Regions from separate parts of the Mus musculus genome. Here region 1 is linked to region 2. A link is a loop called in an ENCODE intact Hi-C map of the cell type or tissue named here. Cell type or tissue: gastrocnemius. All regions are shown on one strand. Each heading gives the region's core, and the rest is flanking DNA. Links, peaks and the distances in the headings are about the cores only.

Region 1 (10,226 bases), core at 690-8,689, 560 kb before region 2:
TGAGAGCATAGCAGACCTGCTACTATACAGCGGCTGCCGTGTGGACGGCGCCGATGTAAGCTCTTTTGCTCTGTGATGAGAACCTGATGAAACAGACATTATGACCTTCGTTTTCAAGATGGGGAAGCAAAATCGGGGAGAGGTTAAATAACTTACCCAAGGTTAGATAGAACAAGAGGTCAGGGATCAATGTCCCTCCTCGGAACGTCCACTGGAACAGCTTACAGACCTCTCCAGTTGCCTGTCTCACTGGAAACTTCAGAGTCCTTTCTCATTGTTTCCCACCCCAGTCAACAGTACCACTGCCTACCCTGCTCCTCCAACAAGGATTCCAGGAGGTTACCTTGTTTCTCCTTACCTTCACGAAGTTCAGTCCATCATCGGGAAACTGTACCATTGCCTGTGCCCTTGCTATGCCTTGGACTCTTCTATCTCCTCCCTCTTTACTCTCTAACCACCAGGGCTGCTTCTGACCAGTTAAAAGCCCACTCTCACTGTTTTCCACACTTTTGCCTTTACTTTCCTCTAGGTGAGAGGCCACAAAGGGCCCGCCACAGTCTTCTATGATACCCTCTCCCCACTTAGTTTTATGTGAAACAGGTCATGTTACACCCTCATTTTTAATTTCTCATAGAAACTTCTCAATTACCTCATTTCCACCTGACACATATCACCTTGCTTCACCCTTCAATCATCCCATCTGCTCCACTCACGCCATCTCTGCTCTTACTGCGGTCCTGTGGTATGAAATGTTATTCTCTGTTTCTCTGCATAGTGAGTCCCTCTCTTCCTTATTCCAGTCGCCCTGTTCTCTCCTGGTCTCCACTTTAGCACTCATTTTTATTGTCATAATAGTTCGAGCCACAATTGAATTATAGGCTTCCTTGACTCTTTTACTCCGTGTTTCCCATCTGTTCTCCTGAACTGTAGGAGACCCGTAGAAGCTAACAAAAGGCAAAATGAAAGTGCATCCTAAGCTGGGCCTGACAAGTTCTAGGAACCCAATGACAACTTTCCTTGGCTGAATGGCTGGACTTTTTCATCCTTTTGCTAGGCGGATGCTTTTCTTGCCAGCTGGACCAGCTCTGTACCGAGGCTTCACCTGACACATCCAGAAGGCAGTTTCCTAATGATGCCAGCAGGGTAACCTTTGGCCCTGCGATACTGCGTCTCTCCTTGTCAGCTCTACTACTATAAACGGTGATATTTAAAAGTACCTGCCCAATTGGGTAGTGACCCTTAGAGGGTACAATTAATGAGTAATTTATAGGTCCTCTGAAACTTAATATTGTGAGAGTGTCAAATTCTGGTCCCACAGCAGAGAATTTTGTCCTATATAATTAAGAGAAAAACACAATACCTGGTTCTCTTGTTGTCACAGCCCCAAATTTCCCACAATAACTGCCACCCCTTAAAAACCATTTAAGAATGGGAATACAATGCCTCAGACCTTCTTGACGCTGTTTGCAACCGCTTCCTTGTGACTGTAGTCATCGGCAGAAAGTTCATTTCCAAATTTGTATTCAGGGTGGGCTTCTTCCTCTTGATCAGCTGCTTAACAGATAGAAAGAAAATTCATGAGGCTAAATAAGACCCTGCCCATAACCTTAAGAGAACTCGAGAGAAGGTTCATATGACCTACGCACATAACCAGGACCGGGAGACCACGCACCACCTCTACAGTGTCTGTTTCATACACAGTTGATTATCTTGAATTTGAAAGTCAAAAAACCAGAGTGTTCCAAAATCCTAAGCTGTGTGATCATTGTGGTAACAAACAAGGAGTTTCAGATTTCACGGTATTTTGGATATCACATTTTTGTATTAGGGATACTCAATTGGTAATCTATGAAATAGCTAGGAATCAGAAAATGTGAGCTTGGGGGTAAGAGCAGTCACCCAGAAGCCTGGTTTTCCAGGGCTCAGCAGGGTGGGCCACAGATTATGAAATTAAAAAAATTAAATGTAGAAAAATCTTGAGATCAGAACTACTTCTCCGGCCAAGTATTTTGGATAATGGGTACCTGCATAAGTAGTCTAACCTGATTATTTAGGCGTAAACCGTATATTCCTGGTAGATACTTAGTAACTAGGACTTATACAGAGTATCTGAATATATGTTAGCATTTCCTGAGCACACACAAGTCCATAGAGCACTCACAGTTATATTTAACTTTGCTACTAAATGCCGGATGCCTCACACTGTCTTATAACTAAGGGATTGTGTACAAACTACCGGATATCTTTAAGCTTCAGGGGCACTGGAGAATGAGAGCGCTTATTTTCTTAATATATATATATATATATATATATTATTCTTAAATATTTTGTATTTTTTTTAAATCTGAAAAATCTAATGGTTACATATTATACATCCAAAGATAGCTGAACTGATATCTGATCTGCCACTCACTGCGTCGATGAACAAAATAGAGATGAAGTGTTCATAGTTCTTAAATAACGTAACAGCTCCTACTTCCTGCATCTAGGGCCCGGGTTCTTGGATGGTATAACTTAGCAAATGTTGTGAGATGCTGAAATTACACAGAGGCCACAGGGGATGCTCTGCTACAATGACCCAGCTGAGCTCCACAGATGGTTAAACTAGAGAGCAATCTTGTCTAAATTGTCTACAAATCTTAAAAAGATGCCGACTCCAGATGTCCACCTGCTAGCAACTGTATTAAAAAAAAACTCAAGAACTAGCCAAATAAACCCCAGTTGCTCACAAAATCCTGAGAGGTAATTATAAATCACCACAGATTTCTGCCTCCAAATGTGGATGGTGCATTATGTAATAAGGCACAAACATTATAGGAACTAACTGAATAATACCAGAGATCTTTGGTCATTTAGATCCCACTAGGCACAGAGAAACACAAGGAAGCCAAACGCTATGGTTTTTTCTCTGAGATTGAAGTTAAACCCTATGGAAACTTGGCTTGTTTCTTAATGGAATCTCTCCCACAGTGAGGGTCTTCAATAAGAGACAGTGAGTAAAATTAGGTAACTCTCATAGCTTTTGGGTTTCACCTATGTACCTAGTCTAAAATCAGACATAGTCCATATGTGTGAGTAATAAGAAAATTTCTACAAGTAATTAGTCTTAAGTCAGTCTGTGCACCATGGTTCCATAAAGCAATGCAAGTTCCAATCACCTGGCCAGGTAATTCTCAGGATACATGGCCAGGAGATCACGATCTGAAAACATCCCCAAACTTTCAAATGGCCCACTTGTGACTATTATTACTAAGTAGTATATTATTATTTTTCAGTGCAGAGAACCGAACCGAGGGCTTTGCTCAGACTAGGCAAATATGCTATCGCGTTACAACCCCAGCACCAATTTTAAACAGCACATCATGGCTGGCTATATTGAGAGGCTAAATAGGTGATGGTCAATATTCATATTTTCAGTAAGGCTTCCAGGGACCCTGGTTGAGAAGGCCTCATGCAGGTTAAACCTGTGCTATATCACTGAGCTACACCCAGGCTTAACAAAATTGCAATATAGGCTTTGACTCTCAAGTTCACTTTATGAGCATCAGTCAATCACTTCACTCGCTTCTCTTATCACATGTCTTATTACTATCAGTAACAAAACTGACATTCATGTTTTTCTTTACAAAACATAAAGGATTATAGAGTGGACCTTTCAAAAATTCTCTTCAACTCCTGCCTAATACAGCAAGTGATTAAAGGCCGAGTCTCTGACTGGAAATCTTTTCTGAAGGGCTCAGTTCACAATGGGAAGGGAGACAGCTAAGCCACTAACATCCAGTGCTCAGATAAAATGGAAATAACAGTATCTATAAAAATGCCATTCCCTCAAAAGATGAAGTACTCCTAAATATTTAGCAAGATAAAGTCATTGCTAGTCAAAGGAGTTTGTTAAGAGAGATTAATGTTTTTCTTATTTCCAATATAACCCTTTTAAAAACTTGTACCTTAAAATGACATCTCATAACTCTTTGTGTGTGCAGAAGTGTGTATGTGTGTGTGTGTGTGTGTGTGTGTGTGTAGGAGTGTGTATGTGTTCAGGAATGTGTGTGTGTATGAGTGTGTGTGCGGGGAGTGTGAGTGTGTGTACGTGTCTGTGCAGGAGTGTGTGTGTGTGTGTGTGTGTATGAGTGTGTGTGCGGGGAGTGAGTGAGTGTGTGTGTGTGTGTGTGTGTGTGTGTGTGTGTGTGTGTGATGTCTGTGGCATACGTTTATGTGTGCCAATGAGAGTATGTGAAAGACAGTGAGTATATGTCCACAGTGCACACATGGAGATCAGAGGACAACCTTGGTTGTCAGGCATCACCTCCCATCTTGTTTTGAGGCTGGCTCTCATGGTGGTTTCTAGTGCTTTTGCCAAACTAGCTGGCTCATGGACTTAAAGAAATTCTTCTATCTCCTCCTCCCATCTTCACGGGCATTGCAGGTGTTCGTGTTAAGCATGTGGATTCTGGGTATTCAGATTATAATCTGCACGCCTGCACGGCGAGCATTTTACCCATGCAGCCTTCTTCCCCGGCCCCACAACTCACCACTTTCTATTTCCTCTTCATTGTCGTCTTCCAAGATGCTAGCTGGGGCGGCTGACTCTCCAGCTTCCATCATGCTTTTCAAAGCTTCAAGCTGTTCTGTAAGTATCATCACACACGGAGATGAGAACAGATGCTAGATCGCTTAGGAAGTGTGAGAAACTCTCTGTCTTCCCCTTCCGTCTTTAGGGGCATCACGGGTGTTCAGGTTAAGCGTGTGGATTCTCGTTGATCAGACTCAGATCCTCACGCATGCACGGTGAGCGTTTAACCCTGGAGCCGCTTCCCCGGCCTTACAACACTGAGATGTTTCCAATGTGAGCGTAAATTAATTTATCTTTTATGAACAAAACCGTGGCAATGTATGTAGCAGTACAAACCCTTTTTCCTTCTGTATTTTTTGCACGTAAACACATGGAGGGTTTCCACTGAATGGACCAGTTGTAAGAACTAAGGATTAATGGGAATGTAGTGGAATAACGCTGGAAGATAAATGTACTATCTGCATTCCACCATTCCTTTCCCAAATCTGTTCTAAATCAGATTTCATCTAGACAGCCGAACTGCTCAAAAGCCACATGTGCAACTGACTTACTCTTTTCAACTTCAGGCTTCAGCCTCTTATTCTTGATGAGTATTTTTCTTTTGAGGTCATTAGGAGACGGCAAGGGCCTTCCTGGTTCAAGCTAGAGATATATAGAAAGAGCTCAGTTAGGTAGGGACTTCATGCTCGATTCCGGAGCGGAAGAGCCCCAGGGGCCGGGAGTCATACCAGCCAGCATCCACTAGATGGCAGTGTGCACAGCTCTGCTTCTGCCCAATGCTCATTAGCTCACTGAATTCAACTTTAATTTAAACAATGCTGTAAAGCTGGAGCACCCCCAGTCTTCTGGGGTATACAGATGGATCCAAGCTCCCTAGTAGAGTAGGGTCTGACCTGAGAGGGGCTGGGGGTGGCAGTCCTGCTGTATGGTGGGCTTTTCACATCTCAGGTCCATCATAAAGCACTTGAATGGCCTCAGATCGCCCCTGCGTCTGCAGCAGGTCACAGACTAAGCCTCTCTTCTCACCAGACTGACGTGGGATTTTTATGGGTTCTCTAAACATGGGAGAGTTTTGAATGGCTAGAATCTGAACTTCGCTGTGGTGTCATGTTTGTACTTTACAGGAAGTTAAGTCTGTTTAGGTCATTTTCTGTGATCAGTGGGACTGGCCTCTGTCTACCTATTCACTCCCCATCCACCCAGCTATTAGCCACACGCTCTTACCTATGCATCTTTCCACACAACCATTTATCTCACAACTCATTACTTTACCCTATGTTTCAGAAGCAAGTCTATGCATTGACTTCTTAGGACTTTTAACTGACGGCTGCCTGCTGCAGGCTGCCTGGTGGCACTGGTCCCTTCCCTGGGAATGTGTACGTCCCTTCACAAAAAAAAAAAAATCACACTTACAAGGGGAAACAAAATAGTCATAGGAGGCAGAGGGACGGAGGGAACTGGGTGGGAGAGAGGGATGGGTGGTTAGGATCAGGTGTAGTGAGAGATAGGAGAGAGGCCAGAGAATAAATGGAAATGGGATGTCTAGGAAGTCCTAGAGACCTGGGATAGTAGTCAATGCTGGTGACCTTAGCTGAGATGCCTAACAGTGGGGATATGGAACCTGAAGAGGCCTGGAGGACCCCCCAGTGGAGGGATAAGGACACCAACTAATCCAGAAAACTTTTGACCCAAAATTTGTCCTGTCTAAAAGAAATGCAAGGATGGAGCAGAAACCAAAGGAAAGGCCAACCAATAACTGGCTCAACTTAAAACCCATCCTATGGGCAAGAACCAGCTCCTGACACTATTAATGACACTCTGTTATCCTTGTAGACAGGAGTCTAGCATAATTGTCCTCTGGGAGGCTTTACCCAGCTGAAAGAGATGCAGATACCAACAGCCAAGCATTACACAAAGGTCAGGGACACTTATGGGAGAGTTGGGGTTAAGGACTGAAGGCCCTGAAGGGGATGCAAACCCTACAGAGTCAGCAAACCTGGCCCCCTGTGAGCTCTCAGAGTCTGAGCCACCAACCAAAGAACATTCAGTCTTCATGGCTGCCTGGTCTGGCCTCAGTGGCAGATGATGTGTCTAATCTGGCAGAGACTTCCAGGGTTGGGGGGTACCCAGCGGGTCCCACCTTCTCAGAGGAGAAGGGAAGGGACTCTGTGAGGGAGGGACCTGGGGGATGAGCAGCATTTGGGATGCACATTAATTATTTAGTTAATTAAGACAAACACAATGGCCTTTGCAAATATCAAGTCTCCTCTCTTACCCAAGAGAACAGAAGGCTAAGGAAACCACAGCAATAAAATAAATCAAGGATGCTTCTTTGGACAGAATCCCTCAGAGTCATCTTCCTAGACAAGAACTAACACATCACAAGTTTAAGCCGGTTCCTGCACAGGTCAACAGAGAGGTGGAGAAGCAAGAGAAAGGAGGAGACGGCCAGTGAAGGATGTAATTCAGATGTTATCACTGGGGCACCCCAGGGTGGCAAACAGGGAATCTAGCTGGGGATCCCAAGGGTCAGAAGAGAACAGGTGCTCAGAAATAGCCCTTAGGAACACCGAGTGAGGGGATTTGTGGGGGAGTTCATTCTCAGACCCCGTCCGGCCTGTCTCTCATGTGATCGGAGCCTGACCACTGACTAGAGGTCATATTCCACAGAGAGCCATAGGCACTGGCAGCCAACAGTCAGGCCAAGTGTGGAGGAAAGAGGGAGTGCGGGGAGTGCAGCTGCCCCAGTGCTTCAGCAGGCAGCAGAGAGCAAAGGATGCAGCCTGGCCTCCATGCGCTTTCTGCTGCCACACACACCTTTGGGAAAAATCCACGGTTAGAGCAGCCAAGTCATTCACGTAGCAAACACCCTCTTGTCATGCATGGACTTTCCTGCCCCTCTCCTTTTGTCGAATGCTACCATAGTCACAGGAAGGCTGAACAGCCTAATAGAGCACTTTAATTTTAGCAAGCCTTGCTTCTCGTAACACCTTGCCACAGTGCATCTCATCCTCTTGGATGTTAGGGATCCTGACAGAAATCCAAGGAATTCTCTGGAACGCTTACAAATGCATTCAGACTCCATAAAGCCCTCCTATGGACCACGGACTTTAATAACAAGTGCTTAATGAACAACCTGGCAGGTATATAATGAAGTTCAAAAACGGTCATGTGACTTTGCCTGAGTATTTACTTTGGAGTTGGGAACTTGACCTCTGTGTCTTAGGACATCAGTCTGGAGCTTTTCCCACAGCGACGGGCTCCCATGAGTGTTGAACCCTGGGCACACATTTGTTCACCTGGAGGACTTAAATCATGCACCTGCTTATGACCCTGGGTCAATCAGAACCGAACCGGTGTAGGTGGGGCCCTAGTGCAGGTGCTTTTACGGGTATCTGAAGTGACTCAGAATGCAATGGACACTGGGACGCACGGAGGGGCCTGGACTCTTGGCTTGGAAGCTTTATGAAACATAAAACACGAGGTCCTGAGAGCAGCCGGATTAAACCAAGTCAGATGTTTACTTTGTGTTCCTCTCTACATCCCTCTGAAGCACGATAAAAGCTTTTTGTACCAGAGAATCTAAATAAATATGAAAATCCTTAGTATTCAGCCTCCAGTGCTACTTGACCCCTGAAAAACACATTTCAAAACAAATCCATTCATGCTGGAACTCTGGTTTGCTAAAAATACGTACTGGATGCGACTCAAGTGCTTGTTTCAACAGGAGATCCCCAAATAGATCTTCACAATACTTGGACATCTTGTACTGTTGATATTTGCTGGGGAGAAAGAAGTGGCATTTGTAAACTCAAGTGTCCATTAGCTCTCCAAGAAAGAGAGACATCCATTCTGACAACTAGACTCCTCTGCTTTACAAAGTGCAGGGCTGTCTTTATAGCATTAACTGGAGCTATACTTGTAATACAGTGTACAGACTTTAATTGGTACAACTTTAAATTTAAAAAAAAAAAAAGCCTAAGGATGCATTCCAAGTTATTGCCAAATTTTCCATCTCAAAGGAACTTTAGACTAGGTGTCCCCTAATTTCTGGCCTTTTGTTCAGGGAAAGCATTACTGAGTCACATGAAGATGACTTCTTGGTAGACAGGGTGGGAATGACTGTGTCCTCACTGGAGGGTGACTTGCGACTTAGCACATCGGACAGCAAACTACTCAGTTAGTTAAAAGAAATAATGAACAGCAGGACGAAGAGTGAGGGATCTGAAACACCACCAAGGAGGGACGTGGAAAAGAAGGAGCCTTTATACCTGCAGTGGTTTTCGAAGGAGAGAATGACAGGGTATTCTGATGTGACAAACGCCGTTTCCTTGATGGCCTGGATTACATCCTTTAACGACAAAGAGTGTTTATGAAAGAAAAGAGCAGACAGACTTAAGGCACCTGACACCGTTCACAGCCCACTAACTGAGCGTTTCAGAAAGTCAGCTTTAACAGTTCTGACCTGGAGAACACGTCTGCCTAGACACCCCTCCTGGGGGGACTCAAGAGGTTTAGGACATTGCTTTTCAGTCAAAGCTCTCTTCTATTTCTCCAGTGCTATTTATTAAGTGACATTACTTGAGTGGCCTGCTGGTTCTCACTTGACAATGCGCAGAGCCAGGGACTCTGGCTCCTCTTGCCCCCTTTTGTGTAGCACTTTGAATGCAGAGCCTTGAAGGATGTGCTCAACCACAAAGCCACGCCATTGGCCCGCATCACTCTCCTCGAGGCGAGCGTAAGCTTTGTACAGGCATTTTCATGACAGTCTATTCTTCAACTCACTCTTCTGGAGAAATGTGCTGGTAGTAACACAAGGATTTCTGGAAGCTTCTAACTGTCCTTCCTCCGAGTTTGGAATCATCTTGGCCTATGTCTGTGCCCGCCGTTCTTTGTTGACCTACTGTACTGCTATGACAGCTGCAATATCCATTGTTTCCGGTGAGCCGAGTGAAAAGTGGGTCTCCTCTGTATTCAGGTCACATGTGAGGTAAAACAGGCATGGGCTCTGACTTCACTTTTATATCCCTGCCTACTTCCAAATGGGCTGACACTTCCCCATAACTTGTATCTTATGACATAGACAAGATGAATCTGAGGGTTAGCCCTCATGATTATTTTAGAGAAAGGGACTTCGAACCAAAGCTTCTATAATCACACTCTCACACTATAAATCTACAAGTTCTTACTGGTCTGTAGCTAACCACAGGGCAAGCATCGTCACTCCTCAGCAAGTCAGAAAATGTTTCTACAATAATTATCCATGGCAGGGCGGATAAAATGACAAACTTGAAAATATCCTATTGAATCAGTCATTTAATTGTTATTTCTTAAAGTTTATTCACAGGTAAAAATGACCACACACTTAATTGCCTAGTAAATGTTCCAGAATTTTCACTTGAGAAAAACTCTGGCTTTGCCCTTGCAGTCTGCTTTCCTTCTGGGTGATTCTTTCCCATGCTGTGTCCTGACTGATCTCCTTAGTTCTTGTAGGAGGACATTTCTGGTTTTGTCATTTGATAACTGTATGAACTCATACCTGCTCACTTGAATGCACCCTAACTCTCCTTAGAAATCATGATCTTGAATTGTTGCTGACTGAAAGTCACAAATACCTTGTCTAAGAAACATGATATGGATGGAACATTCCATG
Region 2 (10,226 bases), core at 1,309-9,308:
GTAAGTACCATAAGAAGTGTTATAGTGACAGCAGAAATCATAAATAGGGCTCTACTCAGAAAACACATACATTGCAGAGTTATTCTCAAGAGCAGGGCCAGGATGGGTCAGCTAGTGCTGCCAATTGTTCCCAAAGAACTTGGAAGGGGTCATTTTAACTTCCAGTTCTTCACATTTTAGAGTTCACAAATGCGACTTAGCCTTAGCTTTGGATAGAGGTTGAAGATGAACTCTTCTAAATGTAAACTCATTTTTCCAAGTCTGAACATCTTTAGACTTGGTAGAAGATGATGTAGAGGGGTGAGATTGGAGAAATACGCTTCTCCAAACTACTTCTTCCCCCAAGTTCTATTCAGCTTCACTTACCACCTCTTTATTAAGACTTTTAGAAGATTGAACCAGAAACAGCACATTCTATAAAATGAGCTGGGAAAGTGTTGGCTTGGCATCAGACACCAGCGAGTTGAGTCTCGGCAATGGGAAGATTGCTAACATGATGGCTGAGGCAATTTTTATACAGACATGTTGCTGACTGCGTTACAGAACTGGTGTGAAGACTGAACTTCTGTTTTAGGAAACTCTTGTTTTCTCCAAAATAATACCTTCCGGTTACCTGGGAGATGACTGTTTCAAAAGATACTATAACCTCTCGCTGTTGCAGGATGAAATGCGTGTGAAAAGTACTATGATTCCATAGGAAATCTTGTTTGGTTTATAATGAATGGGTACTATGATTTGAACGTGATTTGTTTGCTTTGAAACCCATGGAGATCTAATCTCTACTCTGAGATGTTAAGAAGCAGAATAAGGTGAGACATTTAATAGGAGATTAGGGTTCTGCCTTAATGAATGGCTTAATGCACGCATGTGACTAGGAGATTAATGAGTTATCTTAAGGAAACAAAGCAGGGTTGCTATAAAAGCCTGTTCTTAGTCACTCACCATGGGATGCCCTTTGCCACCTTGGAATTCTGCCAGCAAGAAAGTCATCATCTGATGTAGCCTCTGGATCTCAGATCAGAACCATGAGCTGCAATAAATCTCTTACCAGCACAGGTAGCCATTGTATTGTGTTATGAACAACAGAAGTAGATTACAAGAGGGATAATCATCTTTCTACAGTGGCAAGCTCCAGTGGGAACTCTGTATAAATTCTAGGAAAACCCTGTGTCAGGAAACCATAGAGTTCAAGCCAGTGGTGTACTGGCATGTGTTTGACAAGGGGCTTTTCTAGAAAGAAAAAGTGTCCTATTCATAGAGCGTGGTATTTCTCATGGTATAAGTTCTTGTACAATGTCCAACTTTAAACAATCAAATAGATGATTTTGAACAAGGGATAGAAGAAAATACTGTTATAACCACCATACAGATCCTAAATGTTAAAATATAGGTTGATAATGATGAAAACAGGTACCATTTTCTTTTCCCAGTTGAAAATTTAAAGCCTGCTATGTAATAGGCACCTTTTAGCTGAATTAATGAAGGTAAACAATAGACACTGTTCACCCAACTATAGCTTTGTAAAGGAATCATAATTCCCACAGGCCAGAGAACTAAGCAAAGACACCGGACTTTTTATTATCGATGGGTACAAAACTGAAAACAAACTATTTTCATTTTCTCCAGGATGAGAACACCAATGTGCATCATTAAGATATAATTATAGACTCCATCTCTCAGTGGTTAGCTTAGAGGAGCGCTATCGATTCTAATTTATTTTTCTAGGCCATCGAGGCTCCATTGCTCTATCAGTGACCCTATGGACTCATTAAATCTTTCAGCATGATATTTATGCAGCTGTTTAATGAGTCCTCCAACACCTTCAATTCTCTGAATCTCATGCCTATTATTTTAGAGGTAAACGTCTGACTTTAATTAATCATATCCTTCATGGACTCAAAGGAGATCACAGAAAGGTTCCAGAACTTTCTGTTGGTAAAAAAGATTCTTTGTTTCCACATTTAAAGATCTTCAAAGACACACACTGCAGCCCTTAGTGGTCCCTTTAAGTGTTTAGACGTCCTTACTCTCAGAGAAACTCCTTTGTTTCTTGCTTAAATCTTTCTAAATGTAACCCAAAGCACTTGCATTGCCTCTGTTGTCAGTGAAAACAAGCAGGGTGAGAGGTCATACACTCCAGAGAAGCCCATTCCTGCTGTGTGAGTGACACTTTAATACAATCTAGGAGATGATTCTCTTTCAAGATGGCCTTTAGCTTTTCTGGTGTCCATGGAGGTGGGAGGGTGAGGGTGGGTGGGAAACTAGGGTATAATAAATGTAACCTCAAAGGATATATGAAAGCCAATAGCTTAACAAATAAAACTAGGCCCATAGCAAATCCTACACACTATTCCTTCATACACACTAGCCCCTTGTACACATTAGCTCCTAGTACACACCAGCCCCATATACACACTAGTTCCTAGTATGTACTAGCACCTTTCTAGGATACTTCAGAAGAAAGCTTAATTATCAAGGATGTTTATAGAGTACTGGGGATGCAGCAGATTTTACCAAGGAGAGAGTGAGATGCCAAGGGAGCCAAATCCATTTAGTCTCTGGTTTGAAGTCAGTAACTACACACATATGTTAAAGGTGAGTAAAGGCAGGAAGAGTGGTGAGGATGTTCACTGACTCTCTCATACCTCAGGTTCCTCAAGTGTACCCCACAGAGAACAAGAAGACACCACAAGTGACATGGTCGGAACGTCTTGATAACAGTGCACACTGGATAAATGCTATTATTAGGATAAAACCTAATACATTTTATTGTAGGTAGCTGACTTTTAATATACCACATCATAGAGGAGCTGTGTGTTCTATTCTTTGGTGGTCCCTGCTGGCAATGTCTAGAGCATAGCTGACACTTAATAAATACTTGTCATTAACATGAATTTCCCCAAGGCAATATCTTCAGTATTTTTTAGGGAATGGGACTTTCAATAGATCCTTAACTTTTGAAAAGGTTCCTTTTATTCTAATTATGTTAATTATGATTATATGTGAGCGCTGTGCCATTGGAGTCCAGAAGAATATGTCAGATCCTTTGGAGGTAGAGTTCAAGGCGTTTGTGAGCTATTCGACATCATGGATGCTAGGAGCTGAACATGGGTCCTCTGTAAGAAGAGCAGTGAGCTTTCCTAACTGCTGAGCCATCTCTCCAGTTCCTCCTCCCCCTAGGCTTCTTATCTAATGATTTACGTCCACACAAAAGGAACAAGCACTTTACTTAGAAGTTTGCCCAACAGTTATCTTTCACTATTAAAAAGAGACATTATAAGGACCACTCAAAGCCCGGTCTATCTGTTCAGCTCTACCTATTGATCTCCAGCTAATAACTCGCAGTGTACTTTCTCATCAATGATGAAGGTGTGCACTCACAATTTTAAAAACATGAACATCACCTATTGCACACAAGTACTCCTGGGCACCACCTTCTTAATATCACAAGCTGTGTGTACTTCTAGCTTTAATTAATTTGCTCATTTTATAGGTGGTATATGGAAATAGAAATGTTTAGTGAAAAATATAAAAAACATTTTGGGAAAATTAAAATTGGAACAAAAATGACTTTTTATATACTGTTATGTAAGAACAATTTGTCTTTTTTTAAACTATAAAATACTATAATTGGTTTTTTTTTCTGGTTTAGCAGTGAGACCTATTTTTCATGAGCAGTGTGGGGTTGGTTTATTTTTACATCACCCTTTGTCTCTGCGCAGCTAAAGGGAGCAAACTAACAATGTGATTAAAGATTTTTTGGGAAGTCCAGGTATTATGGGAATAATCTTTTAACAGATAAATCATTTTGCCTCTCTGTTTGTTTGGTTGGGCGTTTTGTTGCTGTGTGCCAGCCTGGAAGGTCAGTTGTTATCCTGAAGGGAATGGAGTTGTAAATGAGGCCATCCAAAGCCGAACGGAATACTAGGGCAGAGCATAGCATGCATAGTCCCTATGCATTTGCTTTGAAAATAAAGCTCAAGTCGTGCATTTTTAGGATCACCGTCATTTGTAACTTTTGAGAGAATCCAGAGTTCTACCCATCACATAAACTGTCTCACAATGGCTCTCAATATAAAGCCAGTGAGATGTCTCAGCTGCTAAAGACACTGGCTGCCATAGCAGACCTGAGTTTCATCCCTGGGACTCGCAGAGTAGAAGGAAAGGACCAACTCCTGCCAACAGTCCTTTGACCTCCACACAAGGCTGTGGTACCCTCTTTTCGTGAAAAGAAAGAAACCAATAATCAGCAAAAAAAACCCACAAGAAAGAAGCCTTAACATTTAGATCTAAATGAGGAAGGGTTTCTAAATTCCCCTTGGGGATTGCCTGTACAAGATGGAAACCTGTGTAAGCCAGATTTTCTCTTTCCCAGGAATGAGCTCTATCGCTGGGTCAGGTCAGTACAATCACTAATGAGACGGTGCAGTCAGAATCAGAACCAAGTTCTAACTTTGCCCTCAAATGCACTCTGTCTCTCTCTGTGTGTCTCTCTGTCTGACTGTCATCTCTGTCTCTGTGTCTGTCTGTCTGTCTGTCTCTTTCTCCTTCCCTCTCTCCTTCCCTACCACTCACCAAGAGAAAATAATGATATCAAAGGGGCAAGCTCATGATTAGATAAAAACAAAATTCAAGTTTAGAGGCAGCTTACAGCTTCTTCTGTAGGCTTAAGACAGAATGTAGGCATGTTCTAGAACTGTGGCAGTCACATCACGGTCACAGAAAATGAGGGCCACCTGGTTAGAAAGGCAGATTCATCTACCCAACTAGACCTCTTGGATCAAGATATATGCTCAACAGCATGCCCAAGTAATTCACCAGCCCACTAAGATTTAATCAGCACTGAAAAAAATCTTGCTGTTAAAAAAAGGTTATTTAAATATTTTAAATGTTTCTTAATTTATCAAGTCCCAATTACAGTATTTCTATGGATTATAGTACAATATTTCAGAACAGACACATGGCACATGTGCATAAGGTCAAAATGATTGGTGTACTCATTACTTCAAACATATCATGGTGTGTGTGTGTATTCAAAATCCTTTTTACTAATTACTTTGCATATACAATTAAATATTGTTGTTCAGGATTAACAAGGCTACTGTGCTGTTAAGAAGTTTAACTTTTTTTTTTTTTTTTAATTACAAGGACGTCTCATGTCTCCTCCCAAATCCACACCTGGAATGGCACAGACCTGTTTTCAGATAAGTTTAAAAATACAATAGATTTTTACAACACAACGGCAAGCTAAAGTCCTCTGTTCAAAGTTCACACCTGCAGTTTGCCTCAGCCTCTTGCTGCTGACCCAGCATCCCTGCTGCATGGGTGCGATCTAGTGCTCTTGCTTCTACGAACTCAGGGCTATGCGCTGCCCTCTTAACTCCAAATGCCACCCGATTAAAAAAAATTAACTTTGTAGAATTTTTACAAGGAATAACTATGGTGCAGAGTAGAATGTGTTAAGATTCCCTGGGAGACTGCTCTTGTGCTCTTGGGGTGTGGGCTGTGTGGATAAAGGGGGTTAGTGGGAATCACTGGAAAATACACTTTCAGATTGGGAAAAAGAGATGAAGAGCAAGAAAGAAAACAAAGCAAGTTTAAAAAGGGAAGCTAATTTCGTAAACAGAAGGAAACGGAAGAAAGAGGAGGAAAGAATGGGAGTTTATGTTGGTTGGAAAGAATGCAAAGATAGAAAGAGCAATACCAGAGGGGTACAGGAACAGCCAAGGGAGGCATTCCAGATGTGCTGGAAACTCCCCAGGAAACAGGAGGGACTGTGGAGGAGGGAGGGTGAGGACTAAACAGGCAAGTCCAGGAAGACTGAGCAGGGCATGGCCACACAACCACCCTTCTCTCAAAAGGGCCCTCCCATCCAGTCCTACCTGGCTAGAAGGACGGTGCTCACCACTTGAGAGCTTGAGGGTTGGGGGGAGTAAAGTTGGGGGGAACAGAGGGATCCTCATGGCAACCTTCCGACAAGACTGAGGAGGGGCCTTCCCCCTGTGTGGAGAAAAAGGGAGGCTGTCATTTCTCTGTCAAGGAAATGGCTTTCTGAATCACCTGGTGTTTCAGACTTAGGTCTGGGTGGTCCCTTGCTGTGCCATCTTGGAGTAGCAGTTTAACACCCTCTCCTCCCTCAGCACTGGCAAGGGTAGCATGGGACCCAGCCTGCCAAAACCACAGTGGTTCTGCTCATTGACTTCTTGGCTTTTCCCCATCCTCTCCAGGGATTAGATACTGAATGTGAAGACAATGGTACATATCCCACCATATCAAGAGTCCTGAGAAAAGATGATATTGTTGACAGCTTTTTTTTGGGATGAGTTGACCCAACGAGTTGTTTTAATACTCCATTTTTCATTTGCAAAGAGAGAATGTTTTTAAAGGTAGTTAATTTAAATATCTCTCTATGTAAACAATAACAACAACAAAAGAGTCAAAAATCATTACTGGAACTCCCTTCAGTAGCATCTATGTGGTTACAGAAGCCATGTTGAGATTATGACAGCCCATGAATAAATTGGCATGCAAATTAATGAAATGTTCTATATTAAACAATTACTTTCAAATATTTACTGAATAGGAAGAATGTGGCAGGCATTGTTCTTGGGTATTTAGAGTGCTTAGACATCAGGAAACACAGAGAAAATGGAAGAAGATCTTGTCCCCTTGCAGCTTGTCCCCTACTGGGGAAAGACAATCAGACTTCAGAAGGAAGTCTATGACTGAAGGAGGAGTGCTTCCATACAGTGAAGCACAGAAAAATATAAAGGAAAAAAAGGCCAGAAATGGAAGTCATTGTGGCATACAAATTTCAGATTTTTTTCATCTTCATGTGTTTGGATGTTTTTACCTCAGTGTATGCCTGGATGCCATGTTTGTGCCCATTAACTACAGAGGCTAGAAGAGTGTGCTGGGTTCCCTGGAACTGGGGTTACAGACAGCTGTGGGCTGCCATGTGGCTGATGAGATTTAAACTTGGGTCCTCTGGAAAAGCAACAAATGTTCTTAACAATCTCTCCAATCCTGGCAGGCTCAAATGTAAACAGAGTGATCACTCAAAGCCTCCTCAAGATCAGTGATTTGACAGAGACTTGAAATACAGAAGGAGTTGTTCATTAAACACTTGGGGTATGAGGAAACAATCTGTACAGGAGCCAAGGGTGGGATAGGCTGTTGGTTGGGGGTGCAGCGAAAAGGTCAGTATAGCCTAAGCAATGGTAGATCCATGCAGACAGAAAGAAAGGGTCCAGAATGAAAGGGCTGGATCTCGTGAACCTCTACTGTAAGAGAGACAGAGGCCATCAAAAAGGCCTTGGACAAAGAAGTGACTCTATTTAATGATCGACTTTTGCTGCCAAGATAGGACTAGGCTATGTCCTTTTGCACAGCTCTAGAGAAACCATTTTAAAATCCAAGCGACATGGCTGTGCTGCCTTTAGCCAAGGCAAGCAGACTGAACTTTTACTTGATGTCTTAATACATTATGCTCCCAGCAAATCCTAGGGGTCTCTGATTCCATCTAAATCAAAGAGTGGTTAAGTGAAATGCAGTTTGACCCTTTCAGTTAGAAATTCCAAAACTTCCTTGCCAGATTCTGAGATTCAACTAATGATAAGAAACACAGACGACTTGTGTCAACTGATTTTTGCTTACATAAGGTGTATGAATAGGACTCCCATGGTTGACTGGCTATGCCAATGCTTTTGAGATATAACCCAAGAGATAGAGAAAGTAGCTTAGTGTTAGCTGCTGCTTTCCTGTGTAGAACAGAAGTTTCTGCAGTTTTCTCAGCACAGAGCCATATACTGGCACTTTTAGGAAAACCTTTCAGCCCCCATATTTGATTTACCAAGGACTTGAAGACTTAAGCTCTACTGTCTTTGGATAAATAGTTATATGTCTTTCTTGATTTGAATCTCACCATATTCCCCTTCAAAGGCCAAAGGCTTGAGTAAAATAATACAATGGTTTTCAGATTATCAATTATACCTTTATATATTTTGCTTTAAAGATGTTTATAATGTGTGTATTGATATCGTTAATTGTCTCTTTTAGCACAAAGAAGGATTTGAAAGTTAGACATGTAGTGAGAATTTAAGATCCAGTTAGTAGTAGGAAAATGCAGGCAAATCATGTACCATGTCATGGACGCAGGACAGGAAACGGAGAGAAATCCCCAAGCTCCCATCCCTGAGTATACGGGGGTTTTGTTTGTGCGTATGACAGTGGGAACAAGGAAGCCATCAGTAAGCTCTCAATGCTAAACTGGTGTTTACCGAGCAGACTTAGAACCCTAACTCAAGACCATCTACTTAGCAGCTAGAGTGTATTCCTTCTGGAGCCTCTGCCTTCTGTCCAGTATAACTGACTGCATATTCCCACGTCACCTTGTTTCTAGGAAGGGAAAATCCAGAAAAAAAAAGATAGAAAGCAAGCAAAGATTTAAACCTGAGTGAGTGAGTAGGGTAGAGTCAATGCATTAGACAGAGAGTGAGAAGAAAAAAAAAATACTATCTACAAGGAAGCACAGAACAAAAGGAGGGAAACAAAAAACCCTAAAGTTAAGGGAAAAAAGTAGAGTAAGAGTGTATTTGGCCTGAGAACGCACACATTTATAACACATGCAGGCATGTGTAATACACAAGTGTACACACACACACACATACACACTTGCACACAGAGTAAAATCCCGGAAGTTAAGAAATACATTGGAAAGTAGGACCCATTGTTTGCTACCCTGGCGGCTGAGAGTTCTGGCAGAAGAGATGAAGTTATCTGCCTGACCATTTCAAACACACAGATACATTTTAGGGTTGTCTGTCTGCTCATTTTAAACACACAGATAGATTTTAGAGTTATCTGTCTGGCCACTTCAAACACACAGACACATTATAGAGTTATTTGTCTGGCTACTTCAAACACACAGACACATTAAACAGTTATCTCTCTGGCCATTTCAAACACAGAACCATTAGAGTTATCTCTCTGGCCATTTCAAATCACAGATACATTACAGAGTTATCTTTCAGGCCATTTCAGTTACCCAAATACATTAGAATTATCTGTCTGACCATTGTAAACACACAGATACATTATAGAGTTATCTGTCTGGCCATTTTAAACACATAGATACATTATAGAAACAGTGTATAAGATACAAAAAGAAACCCAAAAACTATAAATGAGGTCAAAGGGAAGAAATACAAATTATGTCTAAAGAACTACACTAACTGATGCAGGAAGGCGGCAGAATTTTATCCCCAATGTATTACCAGAAAGTAACTGCCAACATAATATTCTATATCCAGAGAAGGTGTCATCACAGAGGGAAGACGATGTGGATTTTTGTCCACATTTTCAAGATTGGTTGATTGATTGCATGATTTTTTTATATGAGTTCGCTGTAGCTTTCTTGAGACATGCCAGAAGACAATATCAGATCCCATTATAGATGGAGTGAGCCATCAGATGGTTGCTGGGAATTGAACTCAAGACTTGTGGAAGAGCAGTTAGTGCTCTTAACTGCTGAGTCATCTCTCTAGCACCTTTGTTCAGATTTTATGTTTAATGTTCAGAAAGGAAGGCTGCATTCGACTGTGTGAATAAACTGAATGAATGCCAATGACACAGAGTGCGTTAGTCTCTTGCCTGTCTTAGGAGTTAAAAAGTCCTTATGGGGATCACACGACATTACCTTTTTCAATGTCTTCAGTAAGGACATCTAAAACCAAGGGACATAGTGTAAAATTAGAAAGATACTTCATTAGAGGCACTGAAGGAACCTCTCCTCATGTAGTTTTATTGTATTTTAGAGTATTGGCCAGAGATTTTTGAAGCTCTTTTATAAAAAATTTGTTCTAAGTTTAAAAAGTCTCCACAACCACCACAGGTCTCAAAAATAAGTTGAGATTGGACAAAGAGAAACGAAAATGGTCCCAAATTCCCTGGTATCTCCCCGAAGGAAAGCAACATGTCTCAGTTTTATGGTCAAGAAATGAAAGAATAACCATATTTTCCTTCTAAGACAATTCTTTACATAGGTAAAAAAAAAAAGGAAAACAACCTCATATAGAACAGATAAAACCAACCTACTATGTGCGTTAATTTGACGAGTGTAACATAGGCCAAAGGCTGTTGGCTCTCACTCGGGAGTTTGAGTTCTCCTATGAGAAGTTTGAATTGATACTGGCAGGAAAATCTATTCTTGTCCACCAAATAGCAAA

What was found. Hi-C counts contacts between places; a loop is a spot of excess contacts. Peaks named below come from ENCODE experiments on the same cell type or tissue, not always from the same donor. Only the 100,000 strongest peaks of a DNase experiment are listed, where the experiment ranks them.
Region 1: it touches region 2 in a loop (2.4-fold over the local background); 15 of 42 quality-filtered maps call a loop at or near these places.

What each region holds. Positions count from the first base shown.
Region 1 is chr2:135,953,044-135,963,269 of GRCm38, reverse strand. It overlaps Plcb4 (phospholipase C, beta 4), which reads right to left. Exons shown (of 39, transcript NM_001355153.1): 16 at 8,845-8,924; 17 at 8,271-8,355; 18 at 5,125-5,215; 19 at 4,533-4,628; 20 at 1,451-1,551. Among named protein-coding and RNA genes, the nearest start is that of Lamp5, 100 kb to the left of the region's middle. In gastrocnemius, for the core only: a CTCF peak has its summit at 5,317 (motif pointing right); DNase peaks (open chromatin) are centred at 5,324 and 7,282; H3K27ac peaks cover 2,314 bases.
Region 2 is chr2:135,395,023-135,405,248 of GRCm38, reverse strand. All of the region lies in intron 31 of Plcb1 (phospholipase C, beta 1), which reads right to left. Among named protein-coding and RNA genes, the nearest start is that of Gm31993, 140 kb to the left of the region's middle. In gastrocnemius, for the core only: no CTCF peak of the experiment used is centred there; a DNase peak (open chromatin) is centred at 6,138.